Regions from separate parts of the Homo sapiens genome. Here region 1 is linked to region 2. The links are chromatin contacts, found by Hi-C in ENCODE. All regions are on one chromosome and are shown on one strand. The core of a region is the stretch at or near the end of the contact, and the rest is flanking DNA. Distances in the headings are between cores, read along the strand shown.

Region 1 (7,513 bases), core at 4,500-6,999, 540 kb after region 2:
TTGGACAGATGCCAGACGCCAGATGCCAGTCTCCAAGGCATAATCCTAGAGGCCCACAGCTGTGCAGGGACAGAAGCCAGGATCCATCCCAGCTCTGATCAACTTCACTCCAGCCTCTCCATGTCCTGGGCCAGCAGAAGGGTTCTGCTGTGTTTGTGCAATTCCTCAGATGGGGAGGAAATAGGCCTGGGCCAGAATCGCCAGGAACACACATTGATTTGGTCAGGATTTTTCTGACTTGTCCCAAAGGAAGTGCTTCTTGGCTTTCATCTCCAAGAAGGAGAACTTTGGCCCTGGTCTCTTCCCACCAAGCTTTTTAAAAGTTAATGTTAGAAGTCTGAGGAAGATGGCAGATAGGAGACAGGGCTAACATGCAGCTCCCACTTGGAAGGACCGGACAGCATGTGGAGACCCACATCATGTAATAATGTGTGCCAAGAACCACCACAGGAATGTACCAGGAAAACTGAAAGAATTCACAGATCCTTTGAAAGAAGTGGCATGCTCCTTGCCAATTCTATGAGACAGGCAAAAAACTGGGAGTTCCCAAAGTGTGAGGGAGGGAAAATCTGCCTCCAAACACACATCGCCCCTGGGGAATCTGAAAATCCAGATTACAGGAGAGGGATTTAACCTTACCCATAGCTGAAATGGATTCAGAGAACCATGCAAAATGTAAAAGTAGAAGCAGAAGTGGGAAGAATCCTGTAGGCATTCCCAGTGTCCAGCTCAAGCCCAGGGCACCATCCCTGGCGGTATCTCACAGAGGCCTTTGGGGAAAGCAGCCAGCAGAATTTGGGAGGGGTCACAGGGTGAAAGAAGCTTCCAGATGGATTTTCTAATAATTTCTACTGGGCTTGAATTTTCTTGAGCAGAATCCAGGGGGAGAACAGGAACTTCTGCAAATATGAGCCCAGGAGCCACCACTGACACTGTGGGCAGATGGGGAGAGGCAAGGCCTGAAAGCCATGCTTGCTTTCTCAGTGGAGAAGCTTATGGCCTGGGACAAGGTCTGAGTTCTGCGCACAGGCTGCCTGAATCTAAACTTGGCATTGTTAGTGGGGCACTGCGGGAGCAAGGCCAGCCTTGCCAACTGCATGTGATCTGGGTGAGGCCTCTCGCTGCCAGCTATCCCCCACTTCCCTGGCGAACTATATGGCACAGCAGAGGCAGCCATAATCCCCTCTGTAACAAACCCCATTGGCCTTAGGACAATCTGCATCCCTCACAGTGGCCGCAGCAAGCCCTGCTTAAGGAAAGTCTGAGCTCAGACCCAGCTAACCCTGCCCTCCACCTGATGGTATTTCTCTACTTATCCTGGTAGCTGAACACAAAAGACATAAACTCGTGGGAGCTTTATGGCCCTGCCAATCACCTGAGAAACTAGAATACTTACCCTGGTCAACCTAGGGCAAGCTTGTATCTCCCTTCTACTACCGCAGCTGGTGCTCTCTTGAAAGTGCCACTTCCTGGCTGGAGACCAACCAACTCAGGCCATTACAGCAACTCATGACAGAATAACCCTATTCCCAGGAAGGAGAAGACAAGAGCTAATACCACTGCCCGCAACATCCTGACTGACCAGAGGTCCTCAGTCTCTCCACATGACAGCTTCACTGCTAGCATAACCAGCATTGGAGAAAACAGCACACTAAAGAGAACTACAACCAATGACTCTCACGGAGTCTACTTCACTCGCCTGTCACCTACACCAGAGTAGGTGCTGGTATCCATGGCTAGGAGACCAGAAGATGATCACATCACAGGACTCTTTGCAGACATTCCCCAGCACCAACCCAAAGGCTGGTATAGCCCCAGTGGGTGGCTATACCCAGAAGAGCAATAACAATCACTGCAGTCTGGCTCTCAGGAAGCCCTATTCCTAGGAGAAGGAGAGTACCACATCAAGGAATAACCCGTGGGACAAAAGAACCTGAACAGAAGGAGTTGAGTTTCAGATCTTTCCACTGAAATAGTCTACCCAAATGAGAAGGAACCGGAAAAGTAATTCTGGTAATATGACAAAACATATTTCTATAACACCCCCCAAAGCTATTGCTAGCTCCCCAGCAATAGATACAAGCCAACAAAAAATCTCTGAATTGCCATATAAAGAATTTAGAAGGTTGATTATTAAGCTATTCAAGGAGATAGCAGAGGAAGGTGAAAACCAACTTAAAGAAATTTTAAAAAATACAGAATATGGATGAAAATTCTCCAGAGAAATAGATATCACAAAGAAAAAACAATCACAGCTTCTGGAAATGAAAGACACACTGAAAGAAATACAAAAGGCACTGGAAAGTTTCAACAATAGACTAGAACAAGTAGAAGAAAGAACTTCAGAGCTTGAAGACACAGCTTTCAAATTAACCCAATCAGACAAAGACAAAGAAAAAAGAATTTTAAAAAATGAGCAAAGCCTCCAAGAAATTTGAGATTATGTTAAATGGCCAAATTTAAGAATAATTGGTGTTGCTGAGGATGAAGAGAAATCTAAAAGTTTGGAAAACTTATTTGAGGGAATAATTGAGGAAAACTTCCTTGGCCTTGCTAGAGATCTAGATATCCAGATACAAGAAGTTCAAAGAACATCTGGGAAATTCATCACAAAATGATCCTCACCTAGGCACATGTCATCAGGGTATCTAAAGTCAAGAAGAAGGAAATAATCTTAAGAGCTGTGAGACAAAAGCATAAGGTAACCTGTAAAGGAAAATCTATGAGATTAACAGCTAATTTATCAGCAGAAACCATACAAGCCAGAAGGGACTGGAGTCCTGTTGTTAGCCTCCTTAAACAAAATAATTGTTAGTCAAGAATTTTGTATCCAGCAAAACCAAGCTTCATAAATGAAGGAGAGATAAAGTCTTTTTCAGACAAACAAATGCTGAAAGAATTCGCCACTACCAAGCCAGTACTACAAGAAATGCTAAACGGAGTTCTAAGTCTTGAAACAAAACCTCGAAATACACCAAAATAGAACCTCCTTACAGCATATTGTTTTATAAGCCTTAGGGCCTATAAAACAATAACACAATGAAAAAAATAAGGTATTTAGGCAACAACTTGCCTGATGAATAGAACAGCACTTTATATCTCAATACTAACATTGAATGAAAATGGGCTAAATGGTTCACTTAAAAGGTACAAGGGCTGGGTGCAGTGGCTCACATCTGTAATCCCAGCACCTTGGGAGGCTAAGGCAGGCAGATCACGAGGTCAGGAGATCGAGACCATCCTGGCTAACACAGTGAAACCCCATCTCTACTAAAATACAAAAAAAAAAAAAAAAAAAAATTAGCCAGGTGTGGTGGTGGGCGCCTGTAGTCCCAGCTACTCGGGAGGCTGAGGCAGGAGAATAGCATGAACCCAGGAGGTGGAGCTTGCAGCGAGCCAAGATCGCACCACTGCACTCCAGCTTGGGTGACAGAGAGAGACTCCATCTCAAAAAAAAAAAAAAAAAAAAAAAAAAAAGGTACATAATGGCAGAATGGTACCGGTATAAAAATAGGCACATAGATCAAGGGAACAGAATAGAGAACCCAGAAATAAAGCCAAATACTTTCAGCTAACTAGTCTTTGACAAAGCAAAGAAAAACGTATAGTGCGGAAAGGACACCCTATTCAACAAATGGTGCCAGGATAATTGGCAAGCCACATGTAGAAGAATGAAACAGTATCCTCATACAAAAATCAACTCAAGATGGATCAAAGACTTAAATCTAAAACCTGAAACCATAAAAATTCTAGAAGATAACATCGGAAAAACTCCTCCAGACATTGGCTTAGGCAAAGAATTCAGGACCAAGAACCCAAAAATAAATGCAACGAAAACAAAAATAAAGAGATGGGACCTAATTAAAGTAAAAAGCTTCTGCACAGCAAAATAAATAATCAGCAGAGAAAACAGACAACCCTCAAAGTGGGAGAAAATATTTGCAAACTGTGCATTTGACAAAGGACTAATATCCAGTTTCTACAAGGAACTCAAACAAATCAGCAAGAAAAAAAAAATAATCCCATCAAAAAGTGGGCAAAGGACATGAATAGACAATTCTCAAAAGAAGATATACAAAATGAAATGGCCAAAAAAATATGAAAATGTGCTCAACGTCACTAATTATCAGAGAAATGCAAATTAAAACTGCAATAAGTTGCCACCTTACTCCTGCAAGAATGGCCATAATTTAAAAATCAAAGAAGAATAGAAGGGTGCAGTGGCTCACACCTGTAATCCCAGCACTTTGGGAGGCCAAAGCAGGTGGATCACTTGAGGTCAGGAGTTCAAGACCAGCCTAGCTAAAATGGTGTGAATATGGTGACAAGGGAAAACTTTTACACTGGTGGTGGGAATGTAAACTAGTACAACCACTATGGAAAACAGTATGGCAACTCCTTAAAAAACTAAAAGTAGAATACCATTTGATCCAGTAATCCCACTACCGGGTATCTACCCAGAGGAGAAAAGTTATTATATAAAAAAGATACTCGCACATGCATGTTTATAGCTGCATAATTTGCAACCGAAAAAATATGGAACCAACCTAAATGCTCATCAGCCAACAAGTGGATGAAGAAAATGTGTGTGTATATACACACACACACACACACACACACACCCCTATATATGTATATGCCATGGAATATTACTCAGCTGTAAAAAGGAAGGGAATAATGGCATCCGTAACAATCTGGATGAAGTTGGACACCATTATTCTGAGTGAAGTAACTCAGGAATGGAAAACCAAATATTGTATGTTCTCATTTATTAGTAGGAGCTAAGCTATGAAGACACAAAGTCACAAGAAGGATACAATGGGCTGGGCGCCGTGGCTCACACCTGTAATCCCAGCACTTTGGGAGGCCAAGGCAGGTGGATCACTTGAGGTCAGGAGTTCAAGACCAGCCTGGCCAAGATGGTGAAACCCCATCTCTACTAAAATTACAAAAAATTAGCTGGGTGTAGTGGCAGGCACCTGTAATCCCAGCTACTCGGAAGCTGAGATGGGAGGATGGCTTGATTGTGCCACTTGAAGTAGCTATGATTGTGCCACTGCTCTCCAGCCTGGGCTACAGAGCAAGACTCTATATCAAAAACATAACAGAAAACATAACCTCAGAAGCATTACAATAAATATGCAATAAGCATCCACCCAGCATGTGTGGGGGACTGTGCTGATGCTGATGGCATGTGTGGGAGTAAGGCAGGCATCTGAGGAATGTGGGGGAACGGAAGGACGGGGAGTAATCTGGAGAGCCCCACGGTCAGTCAGTGGCAGGTCTTTCTTGAGCTCAGAAAGGTTAGGTAACTAGTTCAGATCAGACAGTAAAACAGGGGCAGAGCCTGGAATTGCACTGAGGCTTGAGTCTGACTTCTCTCCCCCACCTGCTGTGCCCTTAAACTGCAGAGATCGGGGCGGGGGTTGGGGGGCAAGCGGCTCAGATGGGTTCAAAAAACTCCCCAGGCTCAACTCTGGTTCTGACTGCCTGAGACATGGGCAGCTGACACAGCAGACCTTGAATCCTGAGGATGTGAGGCAGGTGGGTTGGATGAGAGGGACCCGGATGTCTGGTCTGCGGCTGCTCCTCTAAGTGCAGCAGCAAGGAGGCTGGGCCTGGACTGCAGGTGGTGCTGGGGAGCAGCGTGTTTACTGTGCTTGGTCATGAGCTGCTGGGAAGTTGTGACTTTCACTTTCCCTTTCGAATTCCAGGGTATATCTGGGAGGCCGGAGGACGTGTCTGGTTATTACACAGATGCACAGCTGGACGTGGGATCCACACAGCTCAGAACAGTTGGATCTTGCTCAGTCTCTGTCAGAGGAAGATCCCTTGGTAAGTTGGGGATAGTGTGATCTACCCCCATGTCCTTATTCTTGCAATAGCTCTATAAGGGAAGGATCATTCAGCTTTTGTAGATAAGCTCAGAGAGGTTAGGTAGCTGGTTCAGATCAGACAGGAAAGCAGTGGCAGAGCCGGGATTTGCACCCAGGCTTGAGTCTGATTGCTCCCTCCCTCCTGCTGGGCGGGTAAACTGTAGAGAGAGGTGGGGAAAACAGCTTAGATGGGTTCACAAAGCTCCCCGGGCTCAGCTCTGGTTCTGACACCCTCAGACACGGCCAGCTGACCCCAGAAGAAAGGTAGGTGTTGGGGGTGCCCATCTCTTTGGGAAATTTGAAGGAATCAAAGAAGGTGGAGGAGGGGAGGTGACCTGGAGCCCGGCATGTCCTTGTGGCCGGGCCACACCCAGGCTGGCCCCAGGGTGCTGCTGCTGAAGCCCAATGGGAACAACAGATTTCTTTTGAGACACAAGGAACTCAGAGGTTGTCTCACTCACCCTGAGTCTGAGCACCTACTTGTGCCAGGCCCTGTGGGGAAACTGAGGCCCTGGGAGGGGAATGACTTGCCAGGGTCCCGTGTCAGGAGGCTGAGCAGGCAGATCATAGGACTTCACGTCTCTGGCCCTCACCTCTGTCCCTCTGTTCAGACCTCTGAGCTGATAGAGAAGAAACAGGCTGTGCTGTGTCCCTAATGGGAAACATGGCTGAGACAGGGGAGTGAGAAGGTCGCATTGCAGAATGGTACCTGTGGCATGATGCCAGCTTTGCAATCATGAGATTCAAAAGCCACACTGTGGAATTGTGAGTATAACTACAGGAGTGAGAGCTTAGGTCTCTGTGTTTGTAGAAGCAGAATCAAACCTGGACACTGTTGGATTATTAAAATCACCCATTTTTGCTTCAATATCAGAGTCACAAGGGCAGATGTTGGCCTCCCCTCTGCCCTCCAAGAGCTGTGTGACTCTGGGCAAGTCACCTCCCCTCCCAGCCTAAGATTTTTCCCCTCTAAAAAACTTGATAGAGCTGCCAAAAGTCCATGAAATCAGGGGGGTAATTTCTGTGAAATATGAGTCATGGTCTTATTTGTTCTTCACCAAAAAGAGATGCCCATCAAGATAGAAAGAAAAATTAAATTCAATTTCTCAACTGAAAGTGAAACTGAAGCTGGGCCATGTCATCCAGAGGCTGGTTGCTTTTAGTTCAAGTAATGCCTCCTGCACCTGGGATTTCAGCCAGGCTGTGCCAGGGAGGGCGGAGGGCATCCAGGTCAGTCGTAGGGGGTGCAGCTGGGAACACAACAGTGTCCCCATTGAATGTTCAGAGTCTAAAGGGGAGACAGAGGCCCAAAGAGCCACATACAGGTAGAGCTCCCTCTGGAAAGCAGAGTGCTCAGGGAGCCTGGGGAGGGTTGGGGGCCGCCGCATGGACCAGGCAGCTTTGGGTGGGTCTCTGAGGACAGGTGACTTGCACATGGTGGGGACAGTGGGGGGGACATTCCAGGGCGAGGGAGCAGCTGAGTGAAGGCCTGAGGCTGGGGATGGGAGTGGGAGGAGTAGATGGGCTCCAGGAGGCACCGAAGCAGGGCGTCAGTGGGTGCCTGGACCTAAGGTGACTGTGGTGGCAGGGAGCGGTGAGGAAGGTGGGGTCCAGAGCATCAGAGGGCCTGTGTGCCC
Region 2 (6,517 bases), core at 1,698-4,197:
AGCTAATTAATGAAAATGGAGAGACTATGCTGGATAATGGGGGAAAACAAAGAAACAAACATTGGTCCCCAGAGTCAAGAGATCTGAGGCTGGTTCTGGATCTGGCTGACTTGTTGCATGACCTTGGCCTCTCTGTGGCTCTTTCCTTTCTTCAAATGAATGAGAGTTTCCACTTCCCAGGGTCATGGTTTCATACAGGAGAGAGGATGTGAAGTGCTTAGCAGATGCCTCACATCTAATGCTCAATCAACGCAAGTTATTACGGCAAGGAACTCAATAAGTATTTGCTCTTTAGGAAGGGTGAGAAGGAGTTCAAATCCATCTCTGCTACTCACTAGCTAGGTGACCTTCGGTGTTTCACTTAATCTCATTTGGGCCCTAGTTTCCCCATCTATCAAATGGGGATGATACATGGTTATTGTGAATATCAAATGTAAATGTGAAATTAAACTAATTAATCCCTAAAATCACTTAGAACAAGGCCAGCCTTAAGTCTGTGGTCAACATAGGCCAGCTGTGACTATTAGAGCTGCTCAGAAATGGGATAACTCGAATTGCTCAGGAGCCCCCATGGCTCCAAAATTCTCTGACCACCTTAAACCTAGTGACTCTCATTCAGCTTACCTTCAGTCACAGAAATGTATAGAAGGCCCTTGGGTCCATGAGGTGAAGGGGGACAGAATTCACCATACAAGTGTTTACCATCTCTCTAGAAAGTTCTACAATGCTCTTATGATAATGCTGACTAAAATCACACAGAGTAGCAGCAACAAAAGGGAGACAGTGGGTGGGGAACAGAGAACAGCCCTGGGAGGGAGGTGTGATTATTACCTGCAAGAGTTAAAGAAAGAGGCAAGAAACATGAAAAGTGGCTCAACAGTTAAATACAGGTTTATTTTGGAGCATAAACCTGAGAGGGGCTTCTGGCCAATTTCAGTCAGGAGTGCTCTCTCTTACAGACTAAGAGTATTTAAGGGTTTAGGGCAAGAGAGCTTACCACAGGCTTGGAATGTTTCTGTGTGGAGGAGAAGTTTACTGTGGGGTTGGAATGTCTCCGGTCTGAGGGTGGGTTATGTTGGGGCTGACATCTCTCTGACCAGAGGGGAGGTTATCTTGGGGCTGCATGTCTCTGGTCGGGGGGTGGGTTTATCTTAGGGTTGGAATGTTTCTGATTGGAGATGTCACTTGTGGTTTATGGTCATTCTGACATTAGCCATTAGGCTGATGCCCTTTGGGTTGAATTTAGGCCGTTTTTGATCAAGGAGAACTTTAAAATGGCAGTGCTTGTCCAAGATGGCTATGCTCCGGCTCTGTCATTACCCACCTCGCAAAATGAAGGAACCAAGGCTTCGGAGGCTGCCCTGATGTGTGTCTGTGTCTTAGCTACGTGGAGCTGCCTCGGGAGGGTGACTCACCAAATGGGGTCCTTTAAGGGATTAACAGGGTCACTCATGGTGAACAGGTTGGCCTGGAGGGGAGCCGGCAAGAGGAAGGCAGAAGACCAGAAAGAGGCTTTTTGCTCACTCAGACCTGGATGTCTGAGACAGACTCACGTGATGTCACCAAAGAAGAAAAGCAGTTACGAGAAATGAAGGAGAAACAGACCTTTACCGTAGCGCCAGGAATGAATCCCAAGGAAAGAACATCTCAGACAACTTGCATTTACTCTGGATTCGGGGCTGAAACCATCAGCCATTCATAGAGTGTGTGTGTTTATTCCCCCACACAAGGCTGGCAGCCACTCTGAGATGCAGAGTGGCGGAGAGGTGGAATGTTCTAGGTGTCTGGAGGGAATGTGGAACTTTCGCACAGGCACCTTTGCTGAGGGGCTGCTCTTCCCTTCAGCATCAGCCATCAGAATCCCAGGGGCCCTGAGAAAGTGAGAACAAGGGGTACATTCGGCCAACCAGTGACAGTGATGATAAACCAAATCTGTCCAGATAAGCTTCCGCTCTCCCATCCACCCCACAATCACGTGTGCACCTACTATCTCCCAGGCACTCATACGTTTCTCTCCTTCCATCTCCACAACCACCCCACAAGGCGGGTTCTCCTAGGCCCATCCTGAGGCTGAGGGATGAGGTGACTTGTCCAGGCCAGGGATTTAGGTCTCTGACCCCCTAACCACGTGCAAGAGGCACCCCCAACCCAGTAAACGCGTACAGAGAGCCTCCCTGGGTGACGGGCAAACGAGGTTAGTGATGCATTCTCCTTTTGCAGAGAGTAAATGGACTAAGAGCAAAGTACGACTTCAAGTTTCCGAGTCTCACCGCTTAGCCCCATCAAAGTGTATTTGTTCTCCCTTTGTTCACAAACATCACTTTAATAAAACACCTTCATATTTTAGATTTTAACGCTCATTACATCTTTGAGCTTTTAAAATGAGATTTCCCTGCGGGATGCGGGGCAAGGACTGCACTTCTCCATGCACTTTAATAGCCGCGCTGTGCAGAACCCGGGAACCGGGGAAGCCGCGAGAACCGCGCGAAGTCAGAGCAAGTCAAAACGACCTCTACAGCGGCGGCCTGGCCCACTGCGCAGGCGCCGCTCCAGACCGCCTAGAGCCCAACCTGCCCCATTGTAGGCGAACCCACTTCTAGAAGGACAGCGGGAGTGGCGAATCCCTATTCCTCCCGAAGATGGGTCAAGCCAGACTCTGACCAATCAGAAAGCTTCTCTTGTCACCGCTTCTGACTGCTTGACGTGGAGGCTTCTTTATCTCGGGACTCTCAGGCGCAGCGGGGGCGGGATATAAAGCTGGTTGACGTCAATTACAACCACTCGTCAAGCAGACTGAACTTGAAGAACTGATAACTCTACGAATTGCATCTCAAGAAAAGGCTGTTATCCCAGCTCTCTACTCCCATTGGATTTTTGTGAGACCTTGAGGGTGGGAGCTTTTGGCGGCAACCAATCGAGGGTCAGCGAGGAGGAGGAGGAGGCGGGGCAGGTGGGCTATGGTTGCTTGGAGAGTGCATCCGGCCCGGTACTTGTGATCGGAGGAGAGCCGGATCGTCCTTCCTTGAACCCTCTGGGTAGGGCTGTGCTGAGGGGCTGGGCGGGGAGCACAGGCCGTGTCCGCTCGCTTGCACCTTTTCAGACTGCCGTGTCAGGCCTCGAGCCGGGCCCACCTGGAGCCCTCCCCTGCCCACCCGCCCCCAGCGCCCGATATCCGCCCCCGGCCCAGAAGGGCCGGGCTCGGTCATCCCCAGTCCCGTCGCGGCCACTGACCCTTGAGATCAGCCCTCCCCTCCCCACCTTCCCGTCCCAGGCCAGCCCAGGGCCCGAAGCCCACCCACTCGCGTCTCTAGCAGCCGCTCTTGTCCTCTGGGTACGGCTCGCGGGAGTGTTGGTTACCATGGTGAAGCTGGCAGCCAAATGCATCCTGGCAGGTGAGTCTGAAAACTTGCGCTTGAATACGGTGGTCTCTGGAGTCCAGAGCCTTCATAATTCATCCAGAGCTTTTGTTCACCTAAATTGCCTACCTTTTCCTTTCTCTCTCCCAAAGGCGAGTTACTGCAATTACTGATACAGTAAATTACGTTAGGCGTGGAAGAATGATCTTCCAGGGCACTTCGCAGCTCCAGTGGATTTCCCCCTGCTCCCTGTCACATACTCTGAGACCACCTTCACCAGTTGAGGTGACTCGTTAAAAAATCACTAGTTACAACTCTGGAGAAGCAGACTTGTTAAAACAAAACAAAACAAACAAAGCTTAAGCAAACCTTGAGTGCTTCAGCTAAACATATACTGTACCCCAAAGTTAGGCATCAGTGACTTTGGTAGTCTTTACTATGGGATTTTTCCCCCGACCTCACCCCCTCTGATAACGGTGACCTGAGTGTAGTGACCAGAGTTTGCAAAAGGCACTTGTGTGTTGTCTTTAAGACCCAAAGTTACTGTGCTGCCCCACTCCAAGAAGGGCATAAATGTTGAGTCTCCCAAAGGCAGGAATCTTTGTTTTGTTGACTGATACATCCCAAGCACCCAGAACAATGCCTGGAACATAGTAGGTACTCAATAAATACTTTTAGAATGGATGAATATGTGAATATGTGGCATGCACATTTGTAGTGTACCCCTTGTATCAGTCTGCACATTTAGAAAAACAATATTTTGGATTATAGACTGCGAAACACATATGCATGTTACTGAGTGCTTACTGCATGTGAAGCACACATATTTCATGTAATCGTCTCACCATAGCACACTGGGCTAGGTACTGGATTGTTTTTCTTTTTTTTTTTTTTTTTTGAGACGGAGTCTCACGCTGTTGCCCAGGCTGGAGGGCAGTGGCGCAATCTCGGCTCACTGCAACCTCCACCTCCCTGGTTCAAGCAATTCCCCTGCCTCAGCCTCCCAAGTAGCTGGGATTACAGGCGCAAGCCACCATGCCCGGCTAATTTTTTTTTGTATTTTTAATAGAGCTGGGGTTTCACCATGTTGGCCAGACTGGTCTCGAACTCCTGACTTCAGGTGATCCACCCACCTCGGCCTCCCAAAGTGCTGGGATTACAGGCATGAGCCACTGCGCCCGGCCAGGTACTGGATTGTTCTGATCTTACTGAGGCACTGAGAGATGTCAGCCAAGGTCAACCCCTAGTGAAGGCCCTATGCAGGATTTCAGCCCCTAGATCTGGCCAACTCCAAAACTCTTAACTCGTGTTTCTGTTGAAACCTGTGACCTTTCCAGGCTTCCCTGGCCAGCTCAGGAAAGAAGTGGTGAGAAATTATATAGAGAAAAAGAGATTCCTGTTTTAAAAAATTCCCCTCTTCCAGACTGAGAATAAATGATAATATTTTTAATGGCTTTTATAATTTGAAAATAAAAGGGTCACACAGAAAGATGACTGACAGTAGTAACTGAATCATACTGGAGCAAAATAAATTAATGGTTCTCAGGAGAATCTCCAGTTTCCAGAGCACCAGAGGAGGCAGTGTTGTGTAACAAAAGTAATTTTGCCTGTTCCTCTTATTGGCTGTGTCATCTTGGACGAAGCACTTTTTGAGCTTTAATTTCCTTATGGATAAGGTGGGAACATTATTTTCTGAAGTTACTTTTTTTTTTAAATGGGCTTCTCTCTGGGTTCTTTTTAAATTCGGTTTTCATCATGGAGCTAACTTACTGGCGCTTTGGGTGCATCAGCTCTGCTAGACCCTCAATACAGGTGGTCTCATTGAATCCTCATAGCAACCCTGTGGGATTGGCATTATTGCCATCCTCATTTACAGATGAGGCAACTGAGGCCCAGAAAAATGAGAACATTTGCCATGGGTCACAGAGCTGGAAGTGGCAGAGCTGTATGATCCAGACCCTGGGTCCCAATCTGATTTCCAGGGCTTTAGCCCAAGCTACTCTGTCCTCAAGTAGTGCTCCTCTGTGTCCTTCTATTTTTTTTTTTTTTTTTTTTGAGACGGAGTTTCACTCTCATTGCCTAAGCTGGAGTGCAATGGCACAATCTCAGCTCACTGCAACCTCCACCTCCTGGGTTCAAGCGATTCTTCTGCCTCAGCCTCCCAAGTAGCTGGGATTACAGGCGCCCACCACCATACCCAGCTAATTTTTTGTATTTTTTAGTGGAGACTGGGTTTCACCATGTTAGCCAGGCTGGTCTTGAACTCCTGACGTCAGGTGATCTGCCCGCCTCGGCCTCCCAAAGTGCTGGGATTACAGGCGTGAGTCACTGTGCCCGGACCTTTTTTTTTGAGGCGTAATTTCACTCTGTCTCCCAGGCTGGAGTGCAGTGGTGCACAACCTTAGCTCACTGCAACTTCCACCTCCTGGGTTTAAATGATTCCCTGCCTCAGCCTCCCGAGCAGCCGGGGATACAGGCACACACCACCATGCCCAGTTAATTTTTGTATTTTTAGTAGAGATGGGGTTTCACCAGTTGGTCAGGCTGGTCTTGAACTCCAGACCTCAAGTGATCCACCTGCCTCAGCCTCCCAAAGTGCTGGGATTACAGGCGTGAGCCACCCACTATGCCCGGCCTCTTTGTGCCCTTCTTTACCCCCAACTCCCTTGGGTAGTTCTTTCACCTGAGTGCAGCCACTGCCTAGTTAGTGGCTCCTGAACTCCAGCCTGCGCCTCAATCTGCAGCCTCTTTTCAGGGATTCCACAGCATTTCCTCTTGGAAGTTTCCAGGGACCAAAAGACCTCAGCCCAGAAATCAGCCCCCTCTGACACCTGTCCACCCACCCCCACCACACACATGCCATTGGTTTTATTTTTCCATCCATGACCCACAGCCCTACTGTTTAAACTGAGTTACTCTGTTTTTTCTCTCACATAACTGGTCATTGAAGGACCTGACGTTCAGTTCAAGTGTTTATGCATTGAACAGATACTCGCTGAGCACCTACTACGTCAGAGTCACCGTGCAAGGTGCAGTGGGCCTGCAAGCATGAGTCAGTTGCACTCAAGGAAGAACTAAGATGCGTGTGATACGTTCTAACACAGCGAACACAAAGTGAATGCCCTTTGTGTGCCAGATGCGGGGAAATGCCTCCAGGCACA

Evidence for each region. Hi-C counts contacts between places; a loop is a spot of excess contacts on that map. Pooled maps may share reads with other maps.
Region 1: a pooled map shows a loop between it and region 2 (11-fold over the local background). The contact joins the promoter of APOL2 here to the promoter of IFT27 in region 2. A Hi-C loop is called at or near these places in 9 of 50 pooled maps.

The regions. Positions count from the first base shown.
Region 1 is chr22:36,237,763-36,245,275 of GRCh38, reverse strand. It overlaps APOL2 (apolipoprotein L2), which reads left to right and starts at 5,749. Exons shown (of 5, transcript NM_030882.4): 1 at 5,749-5,835. RefSeq lists enhancers at 5,461-5,510, 5,521-5,770, 6,308-6,822.
Region 2 is chr22:36,772,549-36,779,065 of GRCh38, reverse strand. It overlaps IFT27 (intraflagellar transport 27), which reads left to right and starts at 2,947. Exons shown (of 7, transcript NM_001177701.3): 1 at 2,947-3,392. The coding sequence starts at 3,359. RefSeq lists enhancers at 1,555-2,118, 2,646-2,905, 2,684-3,247 and silencers at 3,146-3,195, 3,326-3,385.